2 separate regions of the Mus musculus genome follow, and region 2 is linked to region 1. A link is a loop called in an ENCODE intact Hi-C map of the cell type or tissue named here. Cell type or tissue: heart. All regions are shown on one strand. Each heading gives the region's core, and the rest is flanking DNA. Links, peaks and the distances in the headings are about the cores only.

What was found. Hi-C counts contacts between places; a loop is a spot of excess contacts. Peaks named below come from ENCODE experiments on the same cell type or tissue, not always from the same donor. Only the 100,000 strongest peaks of a DNase experiment are listed, where the experiment ranks them.
Region 2: it touches region 1 in a loop (5-fold over the local background); 5 of 42 quality-filtered maps call a loop at or near these places.

What each region holds. Positions count from the first base shown.
Region 1 is chrX:52,162,299-52,169,925 of GRCm38, forward strand. Gpc4 (glypican 4) reads right to left here and starts at 2,625. Exons shown (of 9, transcript NM_008150.2): 1 at 2,318-2,625. The coding sequence starts at 2,477. In heart, for the core only: a CTCF peak has its summit at 3,208; a DNase peak (open chromatin) is centred at 3,113; H3K4me3 peaks cover 2,326 bases; H3K27ac peaks cover 2,374 bases; H3K27me3 peaks cover 744 bases.
Region 2 is chrX:52,084,498-52,092,124 of GRCm38, forward strand. Gpc4 (glypican 4) reads right to left here. Exons shown (of 9, transcript NM_008150.2): 2 at 7,145-7,303. Among named protein-coding and RNA genes, the nearest start is that of Gpc4, 77 kb to the right of the region's middle. In heart, for the core only: a CTCF peak has its summit at 3,456; no DNase peak of the experiment used is centred there.

The DNA.
Region 1 (7,627 bases), core at 1,299-6,298:
ATGAATGCCTCTAACACTCCACATTTTTGAGCCATTCAGTCATGCATTTTTGTTATTGTTGAAAGTGGTGCGAAATTGCACTGCATGAGCTAAAGTCCTTGGTGGTCTTCCAAGGATTCCAGCTAAAAAGGCACTTCCTTTGTTCCTCAGGAGAATGCAGTCCAGTAGGTCACTGAAAGGGGGAAATAAAAGCAGCAGCCCTGGGAGGGAGATGAAGGACAAGACAAAAAGAATAAAATGTTTTGGGTGTGAGCACATTAGCTTCCATTTCCTGCTGCTGGGCACTAATAACTCCCTATCTTTTTTGGGGGGTCCAGATAGACATTTATACAAAGATGTACCTCAGGTATCTTCAGTGCCCGTGACAATCAAAGGGAACACCCATCGTCCCTGACCATCACCTTCCCAAATTCCTTGTCCATCAGACTGATGGCTGGGGATGCTGCCATCTCTAGAGACTGCACACCACAAACCTGAAGTACCTGGGGAGGGTGATTTCATAGCCCTCGGCCAAAATGCCTCTAGACCATCTCAGAGGCACATATTGTTTGTACAGGCACATGGAAACTTGTCACTGTCCCATTAAGTGCATAGCTGCATGCCTCCCTTCAGAATGTGGGAATGACAACTGTAACCTTCACGCCAATCATCTCTGAAGCACCCAGGCTCGAGCCGTGCAGGGCACAAAGACCTCAGGTCTGACCTGCAGAGCTCCCAAGCTTCTGCGGCTGCCGGTTCAATTCTCTTTTGCTGGCAGGGCAGGAGGAAGAGGGAAAAGAAAGGGGGCTTTTCAGAGCTCTACAACCAATAAAATCATGAGTCTGGGAGGACATACTTGAGTTCCCAAAAAGACAGGCAGCTGAAGGGCAAACAGCCTTTCATCAGTAGCCTGTGAGTTACTTGACAACTGCCAAGGTGCAGTGGACGCCTGGGCTACTACCAACAATTTCTTCAGTTCTATTTCTAGATGGAGCCCGATTACACTCTGAAAGTACCCAGCCACTTCCCTCAATTACTTTTGTAGTTTATATGTAATTGATGACCACACTTAATCTCCGAGGTTATTAATAGCCTTCCAAAAGATGACCCCCAAGTCTTCTAAAGCTTTTGGAAGCGCCTGGTTAAAATTACAGTATTTCCTTTGCTGGCTGCTGGCCCCCTGCCTGCCCCACCCGGGCAACCAGTACAGCGAGGCAAAGGCGCACTCTGCACACTTCCATGAATGGTTCGGAATGGAGATTTGGCCTTCGGGGCTCGAATCTCTAACGCCTCCGTTAGGTTAAGCTGGCCAAAAGCCAGTTAGATTCGTAGCTCCTTCAGAGTCTCCAGGGTGAACAAGCTACCTGTGCCGTTTCGGCCGCCAGCCCGCAGGGCTGTGCGCAACAGTTGGCGGCTTCAAAAATCTAGTACAACAGGGAAGGAGGACTAGCCCAGGCACTGCCACCAGCGGGCCTGGAGACCTCGGGAGCAGGAGGGGAGGGCATACCTGATGCAGCCTCCCCAGCGCTCTAGGAGGACTTCCCCCAAATACCATACACAACCCCCCGCAACCCCCCCAGCGCTGAAATCCGGTGAACTTTTTCAGAGGCAAAGCCATCTTCATTTGCATAACCATCTCCAAACTGAGATTTAGGTTTCCTGTAATCAGTCCTTTCAAAGGTCTGTAATTGAAAGTGCAATTAACCCTTAAAATGAGGTGAGAAAAGAGAAAAGGAAGGGAAATACCCGTTTTATCCAACACCTTCCGGAAAGCTGGAGACTTCCCAAAAGTCGGGATTTGAAGGAGTAAGAAGAGTTCGCTTTTTAAAGGTGACTTCTAAAGCCCTTGCAGCTCCTAAAAACTAAACCGTGTCAGCGGTGGAAGAGAGGCGGCGGGGAGAGGAATTTTAGGAGACCGTCAATGAGCGGCTCATTCAAGTCTCACGTTTTGCGCCCCTAGGAATCTGCAAACTCCAGGAGGTTCCCCACCCCGCCCCCACTCGGCCTCGTCGTCACCCACACAACAAAGCGGGGAACCCAGTAAAGAATTCAACCCGGAAAAGGCGAGAGAGCCCAAGCCACGCACGTTGAGGGCCAGAGTCCCTAGTGGCTTCCCGGGAGTGAGAGGGCTGGGGTGGGGGGCAGCAGCAAAGGACCTGGGTGGCACTGAATAAACCGGCGGCGCCCCTCCACTCGCGGTGCCCGCTCAAAGCCGGGGCTGGCTCTCCTGCCTGCCCGTTTCTCCCTCTCGGCTACCTGATGCGGCGTGGGGGGGGGCGCCCCTTTTCCCGGGGTGCCCACCGCTCGGTAATGGGGAGAGTGCAGGATTCCCACCTACCGTTGATCTCATAGAGGGGGGCATCATTCTTGTTGAAGCCTTTGGACACGTAGAGACGTCGCACTTCCGAGCAACTTTTCGACTTGAGCTCCGCAGCCAGCAGCGAGGCGCTGAGCGCGGCCAGGGTGCAGAGGAGCGCGAGCAAGCCTAAGCGTGCCATGGTGCGGACCCTGACGGACGCGCTCCCACCTTTAGGGGACAGAATGAGACCCGATGGAAAGCAGCGCTGCGGAGCGGGCGGAGAGGCGCGGAGTGAACACTCACGAGCGGAGCGAGAACCGGGGAGTTGAAGTTGGTAGTGAAGGAGGAGGAGGAGGAGGAGGAGGAGGGCAGGAGGAGGAGACGCGGGCGAAAAGTGGAGCTGGGCCTCGAGTCAGGCAACGGTCCCCGGTGCCAGGCGCCCAGCCGGGGTGCGGTACGAGGAAAAAGGCGTGGAATGGGCGCGGGACCCAAGGGACTAGGGAGAGGATCCGTGACCTCGGGACTCCGAAGGCTAGAGAACCCGGGCCAGCTAGCCAGGGGCGGAGGGGCTCAGGGAAGGAAGGGAAGGTGGCAGGCGTCGCAGAAGAGCAGAGTGTGGGCGGCGTCGGCGGGCGATCGCTGGCGCGGGGCTTCAGCCACCCGGCGCTGCTCCGCTCACCCAGCCCGGCTCAGCTCACTGCCCTCGGCCGCACGGCTGTGCCCTTCTCAGCTCTGCCGCTGATTGACTGGCCCGGCTCGCACAGCGAGGCTCCGCAAACTTGGCCAAGCGGGGCGGCCCTAAGGGAGGGAGGGGGCGGGCATGAGGGGGGGGGCGAGCCCGAGACAGGCGGGAGCACGCAGGGCCGGGCCGGGAGAAAACCTGGAAGCTGGGTTGGATCTGGAGCGGGCCAAATCCACTTCCTAGGGGGCCCGCACGGGGCGCGCGGCGCTCCCTCTTGCGACACGCCCTGCTGGGCTCCTCCCTCCTGCCCTCCTCTTCAGAGGCGGGGAACCTGCCCCCCGCCCCCCCCCCCAGCAAGAGAGGAAAGGGCAGTTTCTTCCCGCTTAAGGGGCCAAGTCTCAAGAGATCCTGGTGATCTGGATCTTGGGGCCTTGAGCCCCTGTCTGAGCCACAAGCCTTTCTCCACAGCCACTTGACAGGCTATCCCCATGGGCCTGAGCAGCACTTAGCCCTCCAGCCCCAATACCAGCCTCGCTGCTTCTACCCAGCATCCAGGGCCACTTCTAACCAACACCTGGGCAAGGAAGGCACACTCACATACTGGCATTGCTTTGATCCAAACAACGCGGGGTGGGGGCCGGGGGACCTGGAACTCACAGCTGGGCTGAGAGGCTCACCTAGCCCCCCTTGACCCATCACAGTGTTCCCCCAAGAGCACAAGCTAGCCCCTAACTCTAGCAATCATCTTCTCACCTGCTTCATCCCCACACACTGTTCAACGCACGCTCACACCCTAAGTTCTGCAATAAATATACACAAACTCTGAAACTGACCAGAAAACAATCACTGAACCTCAAGGAGATGGAGCTAAATCAAGGTTGCTCAGAAAAACTTTTGGCCCCACACTGCCCTGTGTAGGGTATAGGAATTGACACCCCACAGAAAGAAAGAAACGCTAAGAATTAGCACTCACCTAAGGTCAATGTGTCCAAAGTCCCAAGACTCTTGAATGAAAAGACTCTAGTGGTGGCAGGGAATGACAGCCCAGTATTTCCAATTCTTCCCGTTCTACATTTAGTCACAAGAAAAACTGGGAATGGGTGAGTCTTCCCACCTTCCAAGCTTTGTCAGATTCCATTAATGAGTGTTTTTGAAGCTCCCAGGGCTCCTTTAATGAAGGGAACCGTGCAGATTGTGAACTTGTCATTACTGTTGTTATTGTTACAATCTGCTTTAAGAGCTCAGGGTGAGAAGTGCCTCAGACACTTCGGGAGTGTGCTGGGAACTGGGCAGATGAAAAGGGCTGGAGCTTATTATTTGGCTAGACTCTCAATTCCCATAAAATTACATAGGGTGAAGATACGAACCATCATTACAATTATCGCCCTCAGAGGGTTTGTGGAGACTTCCTCCACTGTTCTTTGGAAACCGTGCTGACATGGTTGGAGGTGAGGAGCTGTGGAGGGTGTTTTGAATGCCCACTGCAGACTCCTCTTCAATATATTAACTCTTGCAGAGCAGTAGCATGAACAGACACACTGTGACCTGTCTGTAAGTAGGACTTCCAATTTCTTTTCTGTTTGTTTGTTTGTTTGTTTGTGGTAGAGTTTTCTCCCTCCCTGTAGCCCTGGCTGTTCTGGAACTCTGTAGACCAGGCTGGCCTTGAACTCAGACATCCACTGGGCTCAGGCTCTCAAGTGCTGATATTTAAGGCCTGCGCCACCACACCCAGCTGTGACTTAAAATTTTTTATGTCTGGCAACACATTTAATTTATGCACACTCAGCTCCATTGAATTCAAGGAACTTTTAAATAATCCAGGTAATCCTTAAACTGCTAACCATGAGGTCCTCCTGGCACTGCTAGCGCTTAGCACAGCACCTTAACATCCACTGATGCATACATAAAGATATTCCTCAGCAAGGGAAATATGATCTGAGATGCGACCAACATTAATAGTAAAATGAAATTCCAAACTGGGTATATGATACACACCTGTAATTCCAGAAGGTATAGGCAGGAAAATCAAGACTTCAAGACCAGCCTCAGGGACATAAGGAATTTGTAGCTAGCCTGGGCTACATATGAGCCTCTTTCAAAATAAAGAAAAATAAAATAAATCTCTGACAATGAAAGAGAAAGGGATTTTCCTAACGTATAAAAGGACCACATTGGAACATTGCCTCCCACAGCAAGAGGAACTCATTTTTGCCCCCCTCAAGTCACTGATGCTCTTCCTTTTAGTGTATTATTAACCAAAACTTGAGCCTTTTCTACCAGAAACAGTAACCTCTGGCTACAGGCAGATCTGGACAAGTCTGAACTTTACCAGGGAAGGCAGGAACCCCAAGCCCTGCTCAGAGGCGGTTCCCACTTCAAAGCCTCCTTTCATTTAAATACAAACAGGGTGAACAACTGGCAATCTATGAAACAAATATCACCCAGATGGAAGCTTTTCAGATGGCCCTAGCTCCTGATGCTCTCCCCTCCCCCTCCCTGGCTCACCAAAGGAGGCTGGAGAAGCACCTTCACCAGGGTTGGAAGAATGCGGAGAGTTTTCAAACTGTTAAACTTCGCATGACTGTGGATTGGTTTTCACGTTTGTTTCTTATTATTATGGTAAAGACTACATAAAATTTACCATTTTAGCCATATATAGATATATAAAATTGAGGGCCTAGGAATTTGCTCAGTTGTTAAAGGGCTTGCCAAGTAAGAGAATCTTGTGTTCAGTATCCAGAACCAGTTAGAAAAGAAAAAAAAAAAAAAGCCCAGGGTGGGATGGGGCGTGGTGACAGATGCCTTTAGGAAAGCAGGGGCTGAAGGATCTCTTGAGTTAGTCAAGGTCAGCCTGCTGTACAAAGCCAGTTCCAGGACAGCCAATGCTGTTACACAGAGAAACCCTGTCTCAAACAAAACACAAAATAAAACAAAAATTCTCCAGTGAAAACGCACCCATTTGTAATCCCAATGCTATGGAGGATGCTTGGCTCCTTGGCCAGGCAGATTAGGCAAATTGGTCAGCTCTGAGCTCCAGGTAGTAGGAGATCCTGTCTCACATAGCAAAACTAATGAGGACTAACACCCAAGGTTAACCTCTGACCTCCACAAGCATCGCTGCACATATACAAGCACATACAGATGACACAAAAGTAAAATATACAATTCAGCAACATTCCAAATAATCTAATATTGTTCAGTCATCACCATAGCTAGTTCCAAAACATTTTCCTTGTCCCCAAAACAATCCACATACTTCATTTTCTCACTCTAGACCCTAGAAGCCACCAAATCTGCTTACTGTTTCTAGAGTTTTGCCTAGTCTGGACATTTTGTATGAAGAGAATTATTCAATGTGGGGACCTTTGGTCTGGCTACCTTCATTCAGCATCAAGTTCTCAATATCCATCTATGTGGCAACATGTTTCAGCATTTCCTTCCTTTTTAAGGATGAGTAATATTCTATTACACAGGCATACCACAATGTGATGCTATAGTACCTTACATGTAGGCGTCTCTAGGGGCGATGATCCAACTCCTAGCATCCCTTCAAACACAAAGGATATTTTGAATTTTGTGTCATTGTTTGAATTCATCTGCTTACAATATCTCTCTCTCTCTCTCTCTCACACACACACACACACACACACACACACACGTGCATATATATGTATATATATACATATTTTGAGCATATCTTCTTTTATTGAATTCCTCTCCCACTGAACTTTTTTTTTTCTTCTCATAAAGTTCCTCTCCTGCTTTGATTTCTCTTGTGGCATGCAGTATGTGTGTGTGTGTGTGTGTGTGTGTGTGTGTGTGTGTGTGTCCCACTGCATTTAATTAGGGATGCCTGCATGAGCATAGGTAGGGATTATGAGCCTAGCTTCTGACATTCCTAGGAGACACAGTCTCACAGCAAACTCTTTGGATTTCTTTTTAAAAGAGACAAGGAAACCAAGTCCCAGACAGGTTATATAGCTTATTCACAGCTATTTATCTTTGAGTAGCTGAACCACCAAGACTGAAATCTAAGCCTCTGTCATAATCCCATATTATTTTTGTCAGAAAATACAGTGCTCTGGGTCTTGTTTAGGATCAGTAGTAAATGTGTAACTTCCCCAAATCCTGTAGAACTATCTTTTCTTCAGATTAATAACTGAGTCTGGCACTCATACAATGTACAAGATAGTGCTTTGTTCTAACAGGAGGGGAAATGTATAAGCCAAGGCTGGCTTAGACAGAACACACTTATAGCATGCCTGGTGTTTTAGCTAGGGTTTTACTGCTGTGAATACACACCATGTCCAAGGCAACCCATAGAAGGACAGCATTTAATTGGGGATTGCTTACAGGTCAGAGATTCAGTCCATTATTATCAAGGTAGGAGCATGGCAGCATCTTAGGCAGACATGGTGCAGGAGGAGCTGAGAGTTCTACACCTTCATCTAAAGGCTACTAGCAGAATAGTAGCTTCCAGGCAGGTAGGATGAGGGACTCAAAGCCTATGACCACAGTGACACACCTACTTCAACAAGGCCACACCCCTTATAGTGCCACTCCCTGGGCCAAGCATATTCAAGCCATCACAATGGGGTCTCTCATCTAGTAGGGGTGGGACACATACACACAAGGTATGAACACATTGTGCTGTCCTCCAAGTGAGG
Region 2 (7,627 bases), core at 1,338-6,337, 78 kb before region 1:
GACTATTTCTCCCACATGTAACATTTTGGCTAATTTCCAATATTTTAGTATTCTAATTAATACTGTGATGTGCATCCTATTAATATCTTACACTAATCTTTATGAGCTTCTTCCATTCCTTAGAATACATAGCTAGCAGTCAATTACTAAGTCAAAGGATATGAATATATTTAAGACTTCTAACACTGTCGCTACATCAATCACCTGAAAGGTGTGCCCATGAATTACACTATATATTTGAGTCATGTTTAATTCTAAGTTCTCATTGCTCCATTAATTCTCCCAAGAGGGAGGATGATGAAGATGGGCTGGACCAATGAACAAGAATGGCCTAAATCATGACTAGTCTGGGAATTCTCTCAATTAAACAACTGGATCCTGTAATAGCTCAAATAAGCTCTTTCTTTACCTGGACAGGCAGACACATAAGAGACAGCTGGGATGAGTGACAACATTTCAAATCCCCAGGCTCAGTACACAACAAATAGTGAAGTCAAAAGCTTATGCTTATCTCCAACCAGATCAGTAACTTCTTCCTGATGCTATGTCTTCAAGAGAAGTCAAAGCTAAGTGCAGAGCCTCAACTAGCATTGTTGTGGATTCTGCGGGAACTGCACATACCCTTTCAATCCAATGAGATAACTAAAACCACAGAAAATGCTTCCATCTCAGAGAACAATTCAAAAGGCAGGGGAAAAAATGACTAATACCAAAATGTACTTATTCATTCACATCAAGTATCACACATATATTGAAAAAGTGTTAGGGGGTGGGGTCTGGAGAGATGGCATAGCGGTTAAGAGCACTGACTGCACTTCCAGAGGTCCTGAGTTCAAATCCCAACAACCACGTGGTGGCTCACAACCATCCATAATGAGACCTAATGCACCACCCCCCTCCGGGGTGCAGGTGTGCATGCAGATAGAGCACTTACATACATTAAATAAGTAGATGAATAAATAAATTTTTTAAAAGTTAGGGCATAGATGGATAAGCAGTTAAGAGCACTTGTAACTCTTGCAGAAGATCAGGGTTCAGTTCCCAGCACCCACGTGGTGGCTCACACCTTCCAGGAGATGACTTCTGATGACTTCTTCTTACCTCCATGGATATCAGACATGCACTTGATACAAATCATTTGAATGCACACTCTCATACAAACACATAAAATAAAAATTAACAGCAGGGCGTGGTGGTGCACACCTTTAATCCCAGCACTCGGGAGGCAGAGGCAGGCGGATTTCTGAGTTCGAGGCCAGCCTGGTCTACAGAGTGAGTTCCAGGACAACAAGGGCTATACAGAGAAACCCTGTCTCGAAAATAAATAAATAAATAAATAAATAAATAAATATTAACAAGTAAATCCGTTTAAAGTGTTTAGCAAAACTACACAGGTCCGTGTCACATGGATGGAAAAGAAAATGAGAAAAATAGCAGTGCATTCCAAAGAAATCAAAGGCAGTTAGTGTGATCTAGGACAATGCATTTTTAAATAGGCCAGATGGCTTCATGTCTTTCTTTGTACTTTGTGGCTACTCTGCCTGTGAATTGTTGCCCAACACACTGTAATGAGGTTTCAAACAGCAATACTTGTTTTAAAGTCTTAAGGATTGAAATCTGAAGTGAAGATTAAAAACCAATCTAGGGGGTCGGGAAATGGCTCAGCTATTAAGCATACACACTGCTCTTGCAGAGGATCCGAGTTCAATGGCCAGCATTCACACGAAGTGTCTCCCAGCAGCCTATAATTCTACCTCCAGGGCATCTGAAGCTCTTGTCTGGCCTCCTTGGGCACCTGCACCCCTACACATATACTCACACAAAAACACATACATATAATAATTAATAAAAATAATTAAAAATAAGCTGGGCAGTGGTGGCGCACGCCTTTAATCCCTGCACTTGGGAGGCAGAGGCAGGTGGATTTCTGAGTTCAAGGCCAGCCTTATCTACACAGTGAGTTCCAGAATAGCCAGGGCTCTACAGAGAAACCCTGTCTCAAAAAACCAAAATAATAATAATAATAATATCTTTAAAAACTCAAGCAGTGGTCATGGACTCCTTTCATCACAGGTGGGCCCTGTGACTTCAAGACCACCCTGATCTATACAGTGAACCTTTCTCCAAAAACAAAAGCAAACAAAATTAACCATCTGTGTTTGTGTTACTATATGTATTTCTATAATATTCAAAATGAGTCAGGGTTTTTTTCCAAACCTAAAACAAGATCTTTATTAATTATGTGTAAGCAACAAACTCTTCACCCTAATAACAAATTCATGAAGTTAAAATATAGTTAAGATCAGGGCTAGGAAAATTCTAGAAATTTCAACTTCGCTAATGGCCATGAAGCTCACCTAAATGTATCTGTCACTGAAGGTGAATAGACAGCTCGCTTTCATTGAGGTCATTACTTTCAGAGGCCTATGACTTCAAATGCCTTCAGCCCCGAGTCTCCACACTGGTTTTTCTTATTGGCTTAATGAAATAATGACTGGTATGAATGAACTACAGTGATTAAAACACAGCTTTAGCTAAGTCTGGAGTGTTTCGTGTCATGCCTGTGCGAGATAAGCACAATGAGAGTGGCGGGGGCCACTCTAGCTTACACAGTGCAGGCCGAGAGATGGGATGGACAATTATGTCTTTTATGTGCATTTTAAGCTAATTTAGAAATTTTCTACTATTATTCAAGTTAACAAGCTGTGGGCTCACGGGAGAGTTTCCAAAGAAAGACCTGGGGAAAGTAGTTGAGGGTTATGAAAAAGAGGGTACCATACAGATGGCTAATTAACATCTTATAGGACCTTTCACTAAAGCAGCTGGTCTAGTCCCATATTTAAAAGATTCACAGAATTTTTAGAATTTGAAAGGGTTTTGAGGGAGCATCTTGCTCAACCCCCTCATTTTATGGATGGGAAAACTGAGACCCAGTTAATTGCCCCAGGTCACAAAGGGTCCTGCTGCAGAATTCAGGCTGACAATTCGTTGTGTTCTGCCTCCCAATCAAAGTAGCTTAATTTCCTCCTAAAATGACAAGAGTTTTCCCAATAGATGAGTATCAGGTGACATCTTTAGATCCTTACGATTTAATGTGCAAAATATCTAGCAAATAGTTTAATTCAGGGAGTTGTTTAGCAGTTGTGTTTCTTTGTGGTTATTATATCATTTTATTATGTAATCCAGAAACGTATTTAACACAGCAGCTTTGATCACCTTAATAACCCATGTTTCTTTTAAAAACAATGAGTCTCACAAAACGGCCGACCTTTGGGGATGGGTCTTTATGTTGTAGTCCCCAAACATGGATTATGCTCCAGTTCTATTTCCATTCCCCTTGCCAAGTAATTCTCCCAATACCCACTTCACTGGCTGATTAGCATATTCATGAGACAACTGCTTCAGCTAATTAGCAGTTTTATTACCAAAAAATTCCCACGACTGGCCAAGAGGGGGAGCAGCTACCCCTGTCACTCTAACGCTCTAACTCAAGGACCATTTTAAGATAAAGAGTTGACAAAAAAGCCTGTAGGACAGAAAACTACAGAAGCCAGTCCTCACGCCCAGAGGCACATACTGAAAGCATAAGCGGCCCAGTGACACAGGCTCAGTAGTTATGAGCTGAGTCTGATCCTGAAAACCTACAATATAAACAGACAACTGACTCCTGAAAGTCGATGCCTGACATCAACACACCCTGTGCAATGAACACACCATGTGAACACACACAAAAGAATACTTATTATTGTTATTATTAATAAAAGTTTAATATTTTAAAATAAACCCAAGAAACTGGTTGAAAGTACTACATGGAGGTATTGCCAAATGAGGTGTTTTCTTGAATTTACCTAGCTCTGAAAACATACAGGCACTGCTTTGAATGTACAAATCCACTTATAAACTTTGTATTTACTTGAGACACACAAAACAGCAGAAAATGGAAAGTATGGAAGCAAAAAAATAAAGAAAAAATAAATAAAAACCACCAAACAAACAAAACTCAACCAGCCTCCCCCCAAATCCTTAGAGACAAAGAAATAGGCAAAAGGATTTGTCATTCACATTTGCTAAGTCCATTATTGCCAGAGCAGGTACTACAGCACTCACTTGCAATGGAGTCAGAATGAACAAAACCTGAGGCAACTAAGGCCATTTCTAACCTCGTGCACACTCATACATTTTGAGAACACAGAAAGTTGCCAGGGCTCAAAATCATCTCTGTGAGTCTGCATTTTAGGCTTGGACACAGCCAGATGTTCTTTGGAAGTTAATGGACCTATTGCTATGCTTTGTTTGGTTTTGTCTGGTTGTTTTTGCTATTTGCCTTCCATCATTTTGCTATTTCCTCACTATATATCTCCAGGTGGGTGTTGTGAGTAACTTTGCTATCCTTCTTTGTTCCCCAGCCACCATCTTGTTTCTTTGTCCAGTTGCTGCTTCTCCATTTACATCAAAGACAGGTTTCTCTTCTTTTTAAATCAGAGTTTGGACAATTCTTTGATCCCACCTTTGGACTTCTGAGAATTGAAATAACCCTAAAGAGCTTTACTCAACATCCTGGATCTTTTAAAAATATATCCATCAGCCAAACAACTGATGCATCACCCACTAAAGGATTGCTAAGTACCAGACAGCTGATGTTTTATTACAGAAAATTGTATCAGAAAACTTAAAATGTGTACAGTATTCCAGCTCTGTTCTGATCTCCAGACCAAACAGATTTCAGCGGCTTACAACAAATTTTAATTGGTACTCATTAACTTTATTGTCTTTGCCACGTTTTAAATTAGAGCCAGAAGACATACGCATGAGCTTTTATAATAATTTTTGAGTATGCTTTGGAACTGATAAAGGTACCATTTTAATGTATTTATTAAATGAGAACAATTGTTTCTATATTTAAAAAAAACAAGCATATGTTAACACTTACTGGTAATAGCTCTCTATATAGCTTTCTTTAAAAGAAAGCTTGCACATTGTAATCATGCTACGTAGTATACTGCTACAAATTCATGGGGAGGGAAGGGGAAAACAGCTAAACTAGCAGACCTATAGGCAGTAACATTGGGCTCTACTCCAGAGAAAGATATGTGTACCAAGTCTATACCCAGAGTTGGGTATGTGTTATATTCTACAACTTTCTCTTTGAGAAGCCCACACCTATGCTCTTGGATGAGTCTTCCTTTCTGCTGAGCACCTTTCTCTTTCTCTCCACCCTCAAGCTGAAGCCTATATGAAATGCTTTATATTAACCCTCAGATGTCTTCCCTTTAAAAATGAAATGAGAAACGAGGTAACTTAGAGAAGATGGGCTTGTGTCTTGGAAACAAGTTGAACTTCACAGCATCATGCTGTCAACAAGAGCCAGATTACAGTTTCCTTTCTAATATGGGTATGAAAGTCCCATGTGGTTATTTTTAAAGCACTCACCTCTCAAATATGCCAGAGTCAAGAGACATTCACTGTTTCTGGGCATGGTAGTGCACACCTATTCCTCATTTTCTCATAGCCCAATGGCTTCCAACAGACCAGTGGACCTAGTGAAAGGTATATAGCACTGGGGAAGCTAAAGCAAAATCGCAAATCACAGGTCTCCCTCTCAAAAATAGAAAAATTAGATGAACTCAGAATGGACAGGGAATGAGAGTATGAATGAATCATTGTTTTCAATAATAAAAGTAACAGTGACCTAGACACAGGTGGGATCTAGCATTGTACCTGCCAATAATTTCTATCTTCTCAATTATTAGCACAAAGTATTTAACAGAAAGAGCTACACATGCCAGGGTCAGGTTAATCAAGAGGATATAAAAATACATATATTTATTCTCGCTCATCCAGGTAAAGGAGACAGAACTAAGACCACAAAGACTAGAGGTGTAGGTCAGTAGTTGAGGCCATGTGTAGCCTGTGTGATATCCTGGGTTCCTTTCCCAGTCTCAGCATGCAAAAATAAGACCAAGTACATATTGCACACAGTGTACTTGAAACAATGAGTAGAATCAGTTGCATATACTATAATATCCAGGCAGTATTTGAGTTCAACTACATTACAAATTAAATGTGTTATAGTTCTTGCCTGGACAGCTTGCTTAATACTTACTAAACTGGTTACAAAAAATAAAAATTTCAAATAATAACTCTCAAAATAAATGCCTGAAATATAACCTGTTCTACAGCTGGGGAGTGTCTTATCAGCTATATCAAATCTAATTTAGTCTAACTTCTCACCATGGTAACAGCCCTTTGCAGGGAAACTCAAAGACATTTCACATCTAGAAAATTTGCTGTGTACTACTTCACCACGCAGAATGTCAAGAAAAGCCTGCTTCAAAGGTACTATGTAATTAGAATGGCCTTTAAAACAGGCACAAAGCAAATTGCTCTGATTAAAATCAAGTCTACTTCACAACGATCATGAGTGAGTAACATCACAGAAAGGAATCCTGGGGTGTTTGAGACCACATAGTATATAGTTTTGCATCTGTTATCTGTAGTGTGGACTCAGGTAGGGCTTGAAGTGCCTCTCATCTGCTGACTTCCTCTCTATTAAATGAAGTATACATGTGAGAGGGTTTAGAGTTCGGCTGTAGTTTTCCAGGGAAAGACTACACCAAACCTCAGCTAATAATGATCCTGGAGAGGGAAACAGGCTTAGTGAAGACCACAGACTCATAGCCATTTCCAGGTTACAGGCTGCACAGATGCTCAAGAGCTGAGCATCTTGGTTAGTTAGATTCTAAGAATTCTAGCTGACAATCCATTTTGAAATTTAAAATCAAGTCCAGCATCTATAGAATCTCTCTATTGGGTGAGAGAGTTAAAGAGTTTTGAGATGCCTGCTTCTTATTAGGAAGTCTTTACTTGCGTCAAGAACACTATGGAGCATTCACCCAAAGAAAGAAAAGGAAAAGCATTTAAATTAACCCCATCTATTTTTAACTCTCTTTGTCCGTATTTCCATAATGCCTAGGATACAGATGCCTGTGTAAAACTGCTTAGCTAACTTGCCCCTAGAAGCCTACTTCAACCACAGCACCACATCTGGTAAGAAAACTGAAGTTCTCAGGGAACCGAAGATAACTGAGAACTGACCATACAAAAACATAACTGTCAGCTCTTCCATGTAACTTAGATCACATACCATCAAACTTCTTGTAACGGGATGCAAAGATGGCTTGCAAATGGTTGCACTGTTCGCTGACCACGGTTTTGAAATCATCTTTACTTTGCAGGCTGTACTTCTCTTCCATCTCTTGAGAACAGCATGTATAATCCTGGGGACAGATCTTCAAATGGTCACCTGGAAGGTAAAAAGACAATCTATGTCACCAATATCCATCAGGTTCAAGAGAGAAGAGCTTGATTGCCGATGCATATTCTACTTCATTTAAGCCACTTGAAGCTCAAGCGTTGCATAAGGTTACATGGCACAAGGGAAAGATCTCATGGGTTGATGGTTTTATTTTGTCTAATTTTTTTAACTAAAACTTTATTGTTAAAATAAGCTTACAAATAAATAAACGACACACAAAATTAGCCAAACCTAACCTCTATACAACCTAATGAACTTATATATTTAGAATTGGCATTAAAATGGAAGTTGTGATGCATTGTATTAAAATTT